Linked DNA regions of Homo sapiens: region 1 is linked to region 2. The links are chromatin loops, found by intact Hi-C in ENCODE. Cell type or tissue: GM12878. All regions are shown on one strand. Each heading gives the region's core, and the rest is flanking DNA. Links, peaks and the distances in the headings are about the cores only. Region 1 holds the start of MIR29A (microRNA 29a). Region 2 overlaps LINC-PINT (long intergenic non-protein coding RNA, p53 induced transcript).

Region 1 (8,367 bases), core at 333-8,332, 160 kb before region 2:
GTTAAATTCTAGTAAGATAAATTGATACTAAAGAAAACAAACCCAGAAAGATCAAGTGACTTGGATCACACAACACAGGAATTAAGAAGGAAATTAGTATTCTTTGTTGAATATTTTCCATTTGAATAGTTACAGGAAAATTATTTGCATATTTTACAAATTAATGTGTATTGACATCATAGTGGAAAATAACCATTTGTAAATCTGGAGCAGTATTTGATATACTTACTAATAACTTAAAATATATATATTATATAATATATATATGTTTTAATTAGCCATGTGTGGTGGTACATGCTGTGAACCCAGCTACTTGGGAAGCTGAGGTAGTAAGATCCCTTGAGCCAGGAGTTCAAGGCTGCAGTGAGCTATGATCACCACTGCACTCTAGCCTGGGTGACAGAGTGAGACGCCGTCTCAAAAAACCCAAAACCATCGTTTTATGAGATATGAACAATAGAGGAAACTAGGAGAGAAATATAAAGGAACTCTCTATACTATCTTTGCCTTTTTTCTGTAAATCTAAAATTATCCCCCCCAAAAAAGTTTATCTAAAAAGTTAGGAAAGTTAGATACTAAAGGCAGAATGTTTGAGGCTAGATAAGGATACTATGAGCTGTATTAGCTATCTATTGCTGCATAAGTAACCCCAAAAGTTAGTGGCATAAAACAATAAATTTATTATGTCATAGTTTCTGCAGGTCAGGATCCTGGGCATGGCTTAACTGGGTCTTCTGGCTCAGGGTCACTCACTCATAGGCTGCCATCAAGGTTTTGGCTGGCGCAGTGGTCACCTGCAAGCTCGTTGAGAGAGGACCCACGAAGGCCACTCGTGACTCTCAGCAGGCCTCAGGTCCTGGCGAGGTATTGGCTGAAGACATCAGTTCCTTGTGGAATGTGGGCCTCTCCATTGGGCAGTTCCCAGTATGGTAGCTGGCTTTCCAGAGTATGTGTACGAGAGAGAGAAGAGAGAGATAAGAGAGAGGAGAGAAGGGAGAGAAGAGAGAAAAGAGGAGAGGGAGAGAGAGAGAGCATGTCGTGAGGGTGCAAGCCTGAGGAAGAAGACAACAGAATCACAGTCTATTTGTAACCTAGTCTCAGAAGTGACATCTATCACTTTTGACATATTCCATCCATTAGAAGCAAATTACTAGGTCCAGTCCACACTCCAGGGGAGGGAATAGCACAGGGCATGAATGCCAGTAGGTGGGGATCAAGGGGACCACAGATGAGGCTGCCCAGCAAGTGAACACACCCATTTACGCCATCTCCCACACTGAAATGAGCAGTGCTGATTTAAGAGCACAGGCTCTGGAATCACAGAGATCTGGGTTTGTGCTCCTGCTTGGAAATGTCAGTTAGACGATCTTGGATTATTTAATTCTTTTGTTTCTTCATGGCAAAATGGGAATGATGATAATAACACTGACCTCAAAGGGCTGTTTTGAAAGTCAGACTAAATGAGCTAATTCATGCAAAATACTTACCAAGTATCTAACACAAAATAAGAGCTCAATGATGATGATAAGCTGCTATTATCATCATCATCACCACCGCCACCGCCACCTGATTTGTAATTCAAACTCTCATGTTGACTAGCCGTGGCATTGCAGGCAAGTTACTTGACTTTCCTGTGCATCTGTTTCCTCGTGCATAAGCTGGGGAAATACTACCCACCCTTCAGAGCTATTGGGAGAGGAGGGTGGTGATCACGTGCTTGGCCCTTGGTCGCTGTAAATGATTACTTTTAATGGGGGTTCAGTCTGCTTTGCATAAATTTACTGCCCTTTTTGGTTAAGGCACATCTGTTTTTCTGTCTTTGTTTGCTCTTCTATGAAATGAGGACAACAATCCTTAATTATTTTGCTTTTCATGGCTCTCTAGCCTATTAAACAATTCCTGTTTATGCATTTAGAAGGAAAAAAAAAACCACATGGGTAATCCATAATGGAAGATACATCAAAATCATATTTATGGTCTCAGAAATGTTCTTTGAAGCAGGGTTATTTTCTTCCATCTTATTTTGGTCATCATTGGAAGTAGTTTTTATTCCTCATGCACATGGCAGATGAAAATGGAGAGAAACTATGAAAAGTAGAGGCTGCAGCCTAGAAGGAAGATTTGCCACAGACACCTACACAAAGGATAGCTCACGTGGAATGTAAGAATGGAGTGTACACAGTATGTCTTGTTCTTGTCTACCGTCCCTCCTAGGAGCAAGGATTTTCCAGCCTTGCAGAGAAGCCTAGTAGGTAATCAATCATGAGAATATAACATGCGAAGTGCCATCAGGCTCTGAAGGGGTACAGAGAAGAAAGCCTTTGCCCAGGGATCTAAGCCTTGATGCAGAAGGCAGAGGAAGGCTTCCTAGACAAGTTTACACCTGAGCCAGGGGCTGCAGGTTGGAGGTCCCTAGCTTACAGTCCCTAGGGGCTGGAGGTCCCTAGCTGACGAGGAGGAGGAGAGGGGAGATGTGGGCAGAGGAAATAGCACAGACACAGGCTAAGAAATGCCAAGATACCTGAGTGTTCTCAGCAGCAAGCAGCTGGGTGAGCACAGAACACAGGCCCCAGGAAGCACAGCCAGAAGATGGTGACACAGGTAGGCATGGGGTCATGAAGGGTCTGGTACCTGGTTGACACACTTATAAGAGTTCAGCTAAAAGTGAGGGACAAGGAGCAAGGTCATGTGGTTAAACAATTTTTATTTTTATTTTTTAAAGAGATGGGATCTTGGTCTGTCGTCCAGGCTGGAGTGCAGTGATGCAATCATGGCTCATTGCAGCCTCAACCTCTTGGGCTCAAGCAACCTCCTGCCCCAGCCTCCTGAGTAGCTGGGATTACAGGCACCAGCCACCGTGCCCAGCTCACGTATGTATTTTACAAAGATTAACTGGTGGCTATAACAAAGCTAGACTAATGGCGAGGGGTGGGCCCAGAAAGCTGTCTAGGAAGAGCAGAGAAAGGGATGGATCCTAAAGAGAGAATTGAGAGAGAACAGCAACAAGTTGTGCTGAGTATGGATGTGGGTAAGGGAGAGGGAAGAGGTCACAGACCTCTGGTGTTCGCAGCTTTCACCATGGGGCAGAGCAGGGAGAGCTGGCTTTGGGGAGAAGGCAATGTGGATGGCTTTGGTATATGCCTAGTGTTCCATTATTGGAATGCTAAGCATGTGGGAGTTGTCTCCTACTGCTCAAGGTCATTGCCAAGGTCTGATGGCAAAAATTCAAAAAATTGCAACCTCAAGCATAAATGGATTAAATTGAGACAAGTTTAGAAGAGCAGGCTGAACTATTATACTTAGGAGCTACTAAAAATATAAAAAGCAAGATGTCTCAAAAAATATCCCAGGCCAGACCTCTGGTTTGAGGGAAATCAACACATAGGGATGTATTTGGAACCAGGGGAGTAAATAAGATTACTTAGGGAAAACAGCGAATAGGTAAGAAAGCAAAAGACAAGAGTTTTGGGAAAATAATAACCATGGGATAGAAAAAGATGTGGTGGAATGATCCTGATTCTCGTTGGATTTGTGTGGTAGACAGAATGTTTTGGCTACAAATTGCATGTGTTAGCCCCGAGGAGAAAAGGCCTTTTCCAGACAAGTGACAGGCAGGAGGGAAAAGGAGGGAGGCAGTGTGAGAGGGCGGGAAAGCTTAAGCAGGGTAGATAGAATATTAACTCTTGATTGTGAGGCCAGTGGCTTTTCCAGGCCAGAAAGAAAACAGAAGGACAAGGCCCAAATTCCACCAGGTGCCCCTGCAGTTCTCCAGGACGCCACATGGGGACAGCAGGTGGCCGGTCTGTGCAGTACCTGTGTTGGGAGCTGCACACAGGGGCCCCTGGAGGAGGAGCGGCCGAGATGGCTCATTCTTGAGCCTTTTATTTTATTTTATTATTTTTATATTTTATTATTATACTTTAAGTTCTAGCATACATGTGCTTATACCCAAAGGATTATAAATCATGCTGCTATAAAGAGCCTTTTATTTTTGCCTCTTAGTGGACCTAAAAACTCAGTATTGTTTTTGGTCTAATGACTTCACTTCTAGTGAGGTTGTGTTAGTCCGTTTTGCGCTGCTATAAAGACATACCCGAGACTGGGTAATTTATATAGTAAAGAGGTTTATTTGGCTTACAGTTTTGCAGCCGTACAAGCATGGCACTGGTACCTGCTCGGCTCCTGATGAGGCCTCAGGATGTTTTATACATGGTGGAAGGCGGAGAGGGAGCAGACATGTCACATGGCGAGAGAGGGAGCAAGAAAGAAAGAGCAAGAGAGAGGAAGGAGGTGCCAGCTTTTTTAAACAACCGGCTCCCTCTAACTGAGCAGGAACTCGTTAAGTGAGGACATCACCAAGCCATTCACAAGGGATCCGCCCCATCACTCAACCACCCCCACCAGGCCCCACCCCCAATACTGGGGATCACACTTCAACATGAGATTGGAGGGGACAAACATCCAAACCATATCAAAGGTATACTCTAGGATCCTAGTTCAAGTAGCACCTGCTTTTGTTGCTTTGCCTTCTAAACTGAACTGACACATATTAGCACAGTTCTGTCTCAGCCATAGAAACCCAGTTTCTCTGGACCATTTTTCCTTATGTAAGAAAATGACCTGTTTAACCATGGAGGGAACTCCTCAGCCAGCTAAGAGAGGAGAGTTCAGAGATAGCTGGTGCAGCTTCTCATCAACAACAGAATTGACTCCCTCGCTGCTCCTTTCCCATCATCTAAGCCAGTCATCGATTTTCCCCAGGAGTGTTTCTAGGTATCCGTCACCAAAACAAAACCCCCACCAAGTCTATGGAATTTCTATAAAGTATAACCATTCATGATATGCTAATAGTGAACCATTTGTTAGTATTATACCACATGCAATTCAGGTCAGTGAAATTCAACTTAGAAACTGGAAGAAGAAAAATCACCTTTGCATTATTGCTTTGCATTTGTTTTCTTAGTTCTTGTCCATGGCCCCAACGGTCACCAATACATTTCCTCTCAGCAGTCAGCATCATGGTGCTCTTCCCCAATCATTATAACCGATTTCAGATGGTGCTAGAAAATTATATTGACTCTGAACACCAAAAGAAATCAGTCATCCTCTAAGGGGTCACAGAAGGTCGTGAGGGTTGGGAGGGCCCAAATCTTACTAAATCCAGCATACATTGGGCTCTTTAACCCAGGCACAATGGAATGAGTCTGTACTATCTATTAAGTGCTATAGGTTTATTCCACAAAGAAGTATAAAATTCCAACAATGCGATATCCTGTACAATTACATTCATCCCTTGGTATCCTTGAGGGATTGGTTCCAGAAAGCCCCTTGGATACCAAAATCCACAGATGCTCAAGTCTCTGATAGAAAATGGTGTAGTATTTGCATACAACCTACACACATCCTCCCGTATACTTTAAATCGTCTCTAGATTACTTAGAATACTTAATGCAATGCAAATGTATGCAAATAATTGTTATGCAGTATTGTTAGAGAATAATGACAAGAAGAAAGTCTGTTCATGTTCAATACAGACACAACTTATTTTTGGAAAACTTTCGATCACAGTTGGATCCGCCAGTGCAGAGACCTGACTGCCATTTGTGATATATGCCACCACTGTTGGCAGGGGTGAGGAAGGGGTCAGCTACATGTGAGGCAGGTTCTCACAGCCATCCTGCTGTTGCTTTCAAATACTTCAGAGCTGTCCCATTCACTTCTTTTGCTGTTGGTAGTGCAGCGCAGCTGGTCTCCCCCAAGAACACTGATTTCAAATGGTGCTAGACAATCACTATTTAAATCTAAACCACCATATGAAACCAGCTTCCTGAAGAAGCTTTATGATCTATTTTTTTCTTCATAATGCTCTCTTACAATAAACCCAAGACAACCTAGAAAGGAAAAGTTGAAACCTAGCTGTGAGTTACTCAGTGGTCTAAACAGAGCTTTGGCAAATTTCATATATTCATAAACTGATGTCACTGAATTTGTTATTGATGGGAGAGCATGCCTGGGACTCCCTTATTCTTAAGTTAAGTTGCCCAGACAAAGGTTCAGCTTCATCATTTAGAGGCAAGGGCACATGTCAGCCCCGTCACTCTTGGGTGGGAAGACAAGGAAAATCCTTTGCTTGGGTAAAGGCAGGAGAAGTCAGAGGCATCCTGTGATCAAGTACCCAGGCAGGCGGAGGACGACTAGCAGTGGTGCTGGAGAACCGTCCGTCGGACATGCAAATAGGACAAAGCAAGCAAGTGCTCCATAGAAGTTGAAGAAAAACGCTTTCCTAAACCTATTATTTTCACTTGGAGATAACTTGGATCCAAAGGATTACTGAGATTTTGGGGTCTAGGGAAGAAAATAGACTAGCTCAGAGGCCAAGTAAGTCACATAATGGCACTAATGAGATGCTAATGTCGCTTCCGGAATGAATTCCTTAGACTGCATCTATGAGTTAGGGGTTTTTGTGAGCTTTACTTAAGACTCTCCTTCCCTCTACTCCAAAGGTAAGGCTTTGTACTCTGAGTTCTCCTTGGCAAATTATTTTTTGCAGCAGTTCTTTTTCGCCGTCATGGTATAGTTCTTGGTATCATCTTATTAGGTGGCCTGTTGTCGTCCCTTTTTGTGTTCTAGGCATCCAAAAAGATACTTCATGTACCCAGGCCACCTAATTAAAGGGGTGTGCACTGTTTTTATAAACTGTTATAAAAAATTTTATACATTAAATTGGAATGACAATACAATGAATTCCTAAATCCATACTATCTAAATTCAATAACTATTCCTTTTTATCATGTTTTGCTTTAATTATATGTAATATAGATACATATTTTTTGCTGCATTGTTTGAAAGTAAATTGATAACCACCCATACATACACTGCTCCTAACTACTTTGAGGTCGTTCTATAAAATGAAGACACTCTTCTACATAACCACAAAATCTTACCATACCTAAGAAAACAAACAATTCCTTGGTACCCACAAATATCCAGCCTACATCCAACTTCTCCCACTTTCTCCAAACAAAAGGTTTTTTATAGGTTTTTCAAACCCAGATCGCATCAAGGTTGATTCACTAAGACTCTTTGGTCTCTTTTAGCCTCAAAACACTACCCAACCTTTTCTTTGGCTTGTTTTATCATGACATACCACCTTGTGAAAACCAGGCTCCAATCCTGGCTGTACCATTCACTTAGTCTGTTCCCTTGGCTTGTATTTAAGAACTGAACTTTAGTTTCTCCGTCTGACTTTCCTCATATATCATCCTCATTTTACAATCTCACTATGTGTATTAGAAGAACATCCAATTACCACGTGCCTGTGGTTGATGATTCCAAGTGGGTTCAGTGCTAATCAGTCAGGAGGTGCACTGCAGGCTGTTTACCTTGGGTCTGATTAGCATAACATTCTTGTTCCTCATGGGCTTGGCCAGTTATCTTTTCATAAGGAGATCCCAGCACAAACTCATCCTTTATCATCATGGAGAAGCATCCACAGCACATACCTATTGCTGCTAGGCTGGTTTTTAAAAAAAATCTCTGTGAATAAGGGAATAGAACACCAGGGCTATGGAGATGCGTGGCAATCATTTCATCAAAGATGTAAACAGCTTGTTGACTGCAGTGAAAGGCACATACTTTGTGAAGTGACAGGCAGTGACACATTTCAAGTGGATAGTAAATTTAAGCACCAAAACTGGGAAAAGTGCCAGGACAGAAGAATCACTGCAACTCTCAAATAATGGTTTCACTAATTCTGTGATTCCTTTAGGGACCCCCTGCATCCTTCTGTATATGCTACTCTAATTCGCAGTATCAGTGACTGAAGTACAAAAGAAGCAGCCAGATTATTCTCATCAGTTACAAAACTCTAAAGTCTGCTTATTTTTGATAAATAACTAGTCACAGTGTTTGCCTACTGCCTAGAAGTTTTTTCAAATGATTGACACTTCAGTTATGGGGAAAATTTTTCCTGAAGAATGAATTTCTTTTACTTATGTCTGATAAGATCATATATATCTCATACACCAAATACATCACACACACTATATATTCAACCATGCCCTTAGCAGGGCCAAACAAATATGCTAAGTTTTTTACATTGTCTTTATGTATGCTTCTCAAAAATTCAGCAGAAGGCTAAGCGTGGTGGCTCATACCTGTAATCCCAGCATTTTGGGAGGCTGAGGCAGGCAGATCACTTGAGGTCAGAAGTTTGAGACCAACCTGGCCAACATGGTGAAACCCCATATCTACTAAAAAAATACAAAAAAAAAAAACCAAACTAGCCAGGCGTGGTGGCACATGCCTGTAGTGAGGCTGAGGCCGAGGCAGGAGAGTTGCTTGAGCCCAGTAGGCGGAGGTTGCACT
Region 2 (8,367 bases), core at 63-8,062:
GGCTCATGCCTGTAATCCCAGCATTTTGGGAGGCCAGTGCGGGCAGATCACTTGGGGTCAGGAGTTCGAGACCAGCCTGGTCAACATGGTGAAACCCCATCTCTACTAAAAATACAAAAAAATCAGCCAGACGTGGTGCACACTTCTGTAATCCAAGCTACTCAGGAGGCTGAGGCCTAAGAATCGCTTGAACCTGGGAGGTGGAGGTTGCAGTGAGATGAGATTGTGCCACTGCACTCCAGCCTATGTGACAGCGTGAGAATTCATCTCAGAAAAAAAAAAAAAAAAAAAAAAAAAAAAGCAAGAAAATGGGGCAAGAAAAAAGAAATACACCAGTGGAACTAAATAGCCGCCCCCCCCCCCGCCCCTACAAAAAGACATAGATCTACATAGACAGAAGTTTGTAGGACAGAATGGCACTGTGCATTGGTGGAGAAGGGTTGCAAAGGCAATTAAATGGTGCTAAGACAACAGGTCATCCATGAGAAAAACAAAATTAGGCAACTATACCTCATGCTATACACAAAACTATTTTAGAGGGACAGCAGGTGAAATTGTGAAAAGCAAAACTTTAAAACTTTTAATCGTAAACAGAGGATATTTTATATGACCTCAGCCTAAGGGAGAATTTCTAAAATAATATACCCAGAAACAATGCCCAAAGGAAGGATGACATTAAAAGAAAACTCTTATTCAACAAATGGCATTATTTAAAAAGTTAACAATCAAGCCCCGAACCAGAAGATATTTTTACTCATATAGACCACAAAGAATTGATATGCAGAATATATAAAGACTGCCTACAAATCACTAAAAGAAATCAACAGAAAAATCACATGATTAGAAAATGTCCTTCACAGAAGAAACCCAAATAGCTAAATAAACACATAAATTCTCAATCTTCCTAGTTATCAACCAAATTCTAATAAAACTACAATGAGATATTACTCACTAGTTATCAACCAAACTCTAATAAAACTATAATGAGATACTATTTCACACCCATCAAATTGGTAGAATTAGGACTTGACAATACCAAGTGTTTATGAGGACACGGGGTGAGATACAACCACTCCAGAGAGCAATTTCATTCTAGTTATTAAGTTTGAAATTGTGCATACCCTAAGACCTGGTAATTTTTTGGTTGTATACCCCAGATGAACTCTGGTGTGTGCACTAAGGAGAAATATAAATGAATTCATATAGCAACATTTTTTAATAGTGAAAAATTGTAAAAACTTAAAAGTCTCTCAATAGGAAAATATATTTTAAAATTGTGACATATTTTGAAGAACTGAATACCATAAAACAATTAAAATAAATGAACTAGAGCTACAGATATTAATATAAGTAAACTCCAAAAACATAATATACAGCAAAAAGGGCAGGCTCAGACAATGTACACAATATAGACTGTAGTGAATACTGAGGTGGCTGCTCAGGTCTCTCTTTAGGACTGAAGAGCTTATCCCCCAGTTTCTAGGGGTGTTGCAAGTTAACAGCCCTCAGTTGAAAGAGTCACCTCACCAAGGTCTCATCCCTTCTTCAGGGGTAGCCTTCTTCCCATAACTGGTCAATGTGAAGCTACCAAGGCCTGGCCCCTCACCCCAACGTGGTACCATCCTCAAGGGCTACCCCACCTTCAGCATCCCCTTTGGGATCAGCTGAGGCCTATCTTGTGATCGGACACCACAGCCCAATTTCTCCCTTGGCCCAATTGTGCTTCCTCCTATTCCACAAGTGTGAATCCTAAAATCTCCTTAACAAACTTCCTACATGTTAATCTTCTTTTCTTTTCTTTTCTTTTTGGATACGGAGTTTTGCTTTGTCACCCAGCCTGGAGTGCAGTGGCTTGATCTCGGCTCACTGCATCCTCCACCTCCCAGGTTCAAGTGATTCTTCTGCCTCAGCCTCCTGAGTAGCTGGGATTACAGGTGCACACCACCACACCTGGCTAATTTTTTGTATTTCAGTAGAGATGAGGTTCCACTATGTTGGCCATGCTGGTCTGAAACTCCTGACCTCAAGTGATCTGCCCGCCTCGGCCTCCCACAGTGCTGATTACAGGCATGAGGCACTGGTGGCCCCCAGCCTTAATCTTCTGAGTTCCATTTCCCTTGGAACCTGACTTGCAACAGATACAATGTATATCGTGTTTTAAAACATGTACCATAATACAATTTATGTTGTGAAACAGTATTATTTATGTTTGGGAATGCGTGTGTATTTTGTAAAACTGTAAAAGCATGCACCAGAATGACGAACACCAAATTCAAGAGAGAAGTTACTTCTGGAAGGTAGAAAGGAGGACAGGCTTGTGGAAGCACACACATAATGTTTTAATAACTACATTACATTTTCATTCTTATACTGGATACTGTATACATATATACTGGTTAGAGTATTCCTTATGCTTTCTTTGTATATCCGAAATTCCATGACTTTTTAAAGTAACCTAAAAGGAACAGCTTGCCACTGTATCAACCATTCTTCACTTTTTTTCTGCTGCAATAAACAAATGGATGACATTCATGTGGCCAACAGAGAATAATGGGTGTTCCCACATTTTGAAACAAGAACAAATTTCCTGTTGGAAATAAAAAAAAAAATAGGGCTACAGAGCTCTTTTTGCTTTTTTTTTTAAAGTGGCAATCTTGAGAAGTATTTACAAGTTTGTAATTCTATACCATGCACTAGCAATGATCACTTTAAACAGGCTACTACACAGATAATATAAAACTATGCATAATTTCTACAGTAATTCCACTTCCCTTTCTTCTGCTCAAGAAATTACTGGATTTCAAGTGACCGAAATTATAGTGATAACTTTGACTTTGTCAAGTTTCACACATCGTGGGGCCAAGATTTGAGCCAGGGCAGTCTGACTCTGAATTTGAACAGTGTTTAATTGCCAGGAACAAACCACAGGGAAAACTTCTAAACAGAAGAATACAGAGCAAAAGGAAATGCCTAGGATTGTTCTTTCTAAATTCTCAACATTTCCCAATACAAAAAGTATTATGGTATAATTACAGTTCTATAAAACAATGTGCTCTATGTATAATAAAAATACCAGCAAAATAAAGAGATTACCTGAAAATTGTAAATCGAAGGACACATTCACATAACTGAGATACAACTGGATTTTTCCCTAAATTTGTTAGATAATTCCACAATTGCCAATTTCGCTCTGTTTGTTGAGATCTGATCTTGGTTTCAAATTTTAAAATTTCACTGTATAATAAAATGAGTTCCATGTCCCTAGGGTTGGGCCACGGAAACAATGTTCTTCTCTGTTCCCACCCAATGTGAGCTATGTATGACAGCAACACATCACATAAAAGGATCTAGAAGCTCAAAATAAAAGGGGAAAAAAAAGTATGTGGGAGGGGAGCAGGATGAAAAGATTAAAATATTTTCTAACTCACTAATTTGAAGCAAACAGGTTTTGTACATATCCAAGGCACTGAGCACAAACAATCCAATTTCAACTGATGTTAATTATTCAGGACTACTACTAAGAAACTAAATTTTAAGTTCTATATTTGTTTAATATAAAAAATTTATAATACAGTTACAAAGGAGGAGAAAAACAAAACAAATATATCAACATGGTCAGACATTGACAATAAAAGATTGTTGACTGGGAATGAAATATGTAACACTCTGTCAACAAAGCTTTTCATACCTTAAAGGAATTTTATACGTAATCCCTTCCTCTTAACCCATTATGTGTTTCGAGTTCCTCTTTCTCCTGACACTGTCAAAAAATCTTTTTCTTTAACGTTTTCCCAGTAATCCAGTTATTCCTAAATTTTCAGCGACATTTTAGAAAGAAATCCAAACCTCAGCTCAGGTTAACATCTATACAGGCACTCCCTCTTGTGGTACAAAGGGAAACTGCCTGTTTACTCCAGCGCTCAAGCCCAAGAAGTCCTTTGAGTTTTAGCGCACTGAAGCAGGTTCTTTATTGTCTTCATTTTATAGACCAGGAAACAGCACAACTGAGGTCCAGCAACTTACTTCCTCGAGGCATAACAACCAGAGAACTGAGATTCAGCTCAGATGTCTGATATCCCTATCCCAAGGCCATGCACTTTGCACCATACCTCATGATCTACAACATCTATTCACCCTGTTCTTTTTGTTACCAAATTTCCAAGAATACCTGTAAAGCAGGTAGTGTAGTGACCACATATTACTGAAAGATGCATTTAATGCAATAAGAAGAATCTAATTTTAAACTTCTACTGTTTTGATGTAGTTTCAAAGCAGCTGCTTAGCTTGTATTTTCAGTTTAATATATTCGTGATCATTAACAAAACAGCGAAGTGAATAATGGGCATAAATTTTCCTAAGAAGAATCATTTTCCATACTTATTTTTCAATATTATCAAAAAGTATGTAATTTTGTGGGTTTTTTTGTTTTTTTTTTTTTTGAAACAGAATCTTGCTCTGTTGCCCAGGCTCGAGTGCAATGGTGCAATCTCGGCTCACTACAACCTCCGCCTCCCAGGTTCAGGCTATTCTCCTGCCTCAGCCTCCCGAGTAGCTGACATTACAGGCGCACACCACCATACCCACCTAATTTTTGTGTTTTTAGTAGAGACAGGGTTTCACCACATTGGCCAGGCTGGTCTAGAACTCCTGACCTCAGGTGATCCCCCCGCCTTGGCCTCTCAAAATGCTGGGATTACAGGCGTAAGCCACCGCGCCCAGCCGTAAACAGAATTTTATTTTGTGTGTTATGGACCCACTTGTAACCAAAAGCGCTTCTTTGAAGGACAAGACAAATAATTAGAATTTCCAAAATAATAAACTGTCATCCTTATTTACATGTTAATGTCAATGGATCTGAATAAAAGAATTTATGCGGCCGGGTGCGGTGGCTCATTCCTGTAATCCCAGCACTTAGGGAGGCCAAGGTGGGTGGATCACCTGAGGTCAGGAGTTCGACACCAGCCTGGTCAACATGTGAAACCCCGTCTCTACTAAAAATACCAAAATTAGCCGAGTGTGGTGGCGCATGCCTGTAATCCCAGCTACTCAGGAGGCTAAGGCAGGAGAATCGCTTGAACCCAGGAGGCGGAGGTTGCAGTGAGCCTTGATCGTGCCACTGCACTCCAGCCTGGACGACAAACTGAGACTCAGTCTCAAAAAAAAAAAAGAAAAAGAAAAAGAATTTATGCTTTGTGTTAATGGCATGTCATAAAATTTCAAAACCTGCTGATTCCCAAACACCTATTTTATTTATCTTCATCATGAATTTATATGATGAAAAGTACCTCCTTTACAGGTTTTAAAAGTTAAATGAGCTATACAAGTCAAGGACTGGTTAGTCTTTTATAAAGTTCACCTTTTTCATCTTCCTTTTACCAGAGAAATATAAAGATGTACTCCCATAAATGGTAAAAATACAGAGGGAAGAAGGCAAGACAGCAAGTAGAAAAAATAATTATCAAAAGCACTACTGAATTCTTCAATGTGACAGGTTTTCACCTGCAAGAATTTTTCCACTCTGGAAATGCCCCGAAGTGTCCCACAGTGATTCCACCTGTACAAGTGAGACTACAGCCCATGATGCTGCCCAACCACAGTTGGCCAAGACCTCCCTAGCTGCCCCTTTCTGCCTGATGTGCCACGTGTGTCCCCCCCCAGAGCTGGGCCATGGAGCAAAGAGGATCAGCTTTAAAGCCCAATCAAACGTAGGCTGCATTCCCCTGATCAAACCTCCAAAGTGAATTCCTGGTTTCCTAACTCAATAAGCAAAACAAACAGATGCAACCTCCAAGTATTTTGTATTCCTCACCTCAGTGAATTCCCCACCACTTGCTGAGAAGGCCACGGCAGAAGCTGAACTAATCCTTGACTCCTTTTTCTCCAATATTCTCCCTATCCTGCCAGTCAAAAGGGCATATAACTCCCAGTCACTGAATCTCTTGACTCAACCTCTCTTCTTTAATCCCAATGCCACAGCTTTAGATAAAGTCCTTCCAACATCTTGCAACCTGGATAACAGCCAAGTCCTATTCATCCCTCTCAACCTGGCTCTTCCATGCCCTCCTGCAAGGCCTTCCCCAGCCCTTCTCTGTGGATGCCCCTCCTCCGTTTTGAAGCAGACTGGATACCAGCCCCACCCCGCCGCCATGCTTCTTTTATCCTTGCAGGTGGGTGTGTCTTTATCTTCAGGGTGCCTGAAACATATGAGTGTTCCACAAATTTTTGTTGAATAAGGGATTTCCTTTTGAGGGAAGGAAAAAGTGAAAAAGCACAATTTGGTTAACTAAGCTGGTACTTTATTTGGAAAAATGGCTTAATGAATTTCAGTTTAAGATCCGGTTTTTTCCAAAATAAATTTTTTCTGTTTGCATAAACTTGGGCAGAATCATGGGCAGGATGTTCTAGGGTCATTGTATTTTCATTAAAATTAGGTAAATGTCTAACTGAAAAATGCCCACTTTTACCCAAGTAAGTAAAATTCAATCTTCTATTTTATATATGGGGGGATTCAGGGGCAAAGGTGTGAGGTCACTAACCCCAGAGATAACTGATTCCTGTCTGGTGCAGAAAATGGAAGTGCTCCAAGAGGGCATCTCTCTGCTTCACTTCCCCAACCACTGCAAGGATCTTATGCTCAGATTACCTGATGTCTCTACATATATGGGAGTTGGGGTCAGGTGGGTGGACACCCAGGCCTAGAAGCAAAGGTATTAAGCCACCATCAATTTCCTTCCTAAAGAACTAAAAGGTGAAGGATAGGGCCAGGCACGGTGGCTCACGCCTATAATCCCAGCACTTTGGGAGGCCGAGGAGGGCAGCTCATTTGAGGTCAGGTGTTCGAGACGAGCCTGGCTGACATGGTGAAACCCCATCTCTACTAAAAATCCAAAAAAAAAAAAAAAAAAAGCCAGGCATGGTGGTACATGCCTGTAGTCCCAGCTACTTGGGAGGCTGAGGCAGGAGAATTGCTTGAACCCGGGAGGCGGAGGCTGTAGTGGGCTGAGATCACGCCACTTCACTCCATCCAGCCTGGGCAACAGAGCGAGACTCTGTCTCAAAAAATAAAATAGGCCGGGCATGGTGGCTCACGCCTGTAATCCCAGCACTTTGGGAGGCCAAGGTGGGGAAATCACCTGAGGTCGGGAGTTTGAGACCAGCCCGACCAACATGGAGAAACCCTGTCTCTACTAAAAACACAAAGTTAGCCAGGCATGGTGGCGCATGCCTGTAATCCCAGCTACTCCACAGGCTGAGACAGGAGAATCGCTTGAACCCGGGAGGCGGAGGCTGCGGTGAGCTGAGATCGCGCCATTGCACTTTACCTGGGCAACAAGAGTGAAACTTGTCTCAAAAAAAAAAAAATTAAATTAAAAATTGAAGGATAACCCACCACCATAAATTTGAACTACTTTACACAAATTGAATATTAATCCAAAAAACATGTTTTCCAGTGGGGAGGGGGGTGTTAATAACTATTTAACATAAAACCAATCATTTGACAAATGATATGCAAGGGAAATACAGCTATTCCTGGTCACTAAATTCTGGGAAAAACAAGTAACTCTTTTTACGATTTAATTTAAATTATTTTACAATGTAACTAATTTACAAATAACTAACTTACAATTAGAATCCAAAAAGCATTTGGCATAGAACATGAATTCAGTGAACCTCACCAAAGTATTCCAAAGCAGTATGTTACAATGAAGTCAGTACTATAGTTCAATTCCTTGAATGGAAATTTTTTTTTTTTTTTTTTTGGAGTCTTGCTCTGTCACCCAGGCTAGAGTGCAGTGGCGTGATCTTGGCTCACTGCAAGCTCTGCCTCCCGGGTTCACGCCATTCTCTCCTGCCTCTACAGGCGCCCACCACCGTGCCCGCCACCACGCCCATCTAACGTTTTGTACTTTTAGTAGAGATGGGGTTTCACCGTGTTAGCCAAGATGGTCTCGATCTCCTGACCTCGTGCTCTGCCTGCCTTGGCCTCCCAAAGTGCTGGGATTACAGGAGTGAGCCACCATGCCTGACCTGAATGGTCATCTTAAAGAGAATTTGAAATTTTGAGTGGCCACCCACGTTTAGTGGCTTTCTTGAGGTATAATTTGCATGTCTTGAAAATTATCCATTTTAAGTACACAATTGCACACGTTTTCATACAATTTATACACAACTATCACCAGGAACATTTCCATCACCCAAACTGTTCCGCTGTGCCTGTTTAAAACCAATCTCCATGCTGCCACCCTACACCCAGGCAAAGTACTGATCTGATCTAAGGTTTTGCCTGTTCTAAAAGTTTCATATCATGGTATCATACAATACAGAGCCCTTTCACTTGGCATAATGTTTCTGAGGTTCAACCATATT

What was found. A loop is a pair of places that touch in the nucleus more often than their neighbours do. Peaks named below come from ENCODE experiments on the same cell type or tissue, not always from the same donor. Only the 100,000 strongest peaks of a DNase experiment are listed, where the experiment ranks them.
Region 1: a loop joins it to region 2, with 8 times the contacts of the local background. A loop is called at or near these places in 8 of 110 quality-filtered maps.

Annotation. Positions count from the first base shown.
Region 1 is chr7:130,871,707-130,880,073 of GRCh38, forward strand. MIR29A (microRNA 29a) reads right to left here and starts at 5,104; the gene lies at 5,041-5,104. MIR29B1 (microRNA 29b-1) reads right to left here and starts at 5,833; the gene lies at 5,753-5,833. It also overlaps a transcript of LINC-PINT not described here. RefSeq lists an enhancer at 3,564-3,858 and a silencer at 3,654-3,853. In GM12878, for the core only: a CTCF peak has its summit at 3,778; no DNase peak of the experiment used is centred there.
Region 2 is chr7:131,036,738-131,045,104 of GRCh38, forward strand. All of the region lies in intron 3 of LINC-PINT (long intergenic non-protein coding RNA, p53 induced transcript), which reads right to left. Among named protein-coding and RNA genes, the nearest start is that of LINC-PINT, 69 kb to the right of the region's middle. RefSeq lists an enhancer at 7,897-8,041 and a cis regulatory region at 7,969. In GM12878, for the core only: a CTCF peak has its summit at 3,888; no DNase peak of the experiment used is centred there; H3K27ac peaks cover 2,220 bases.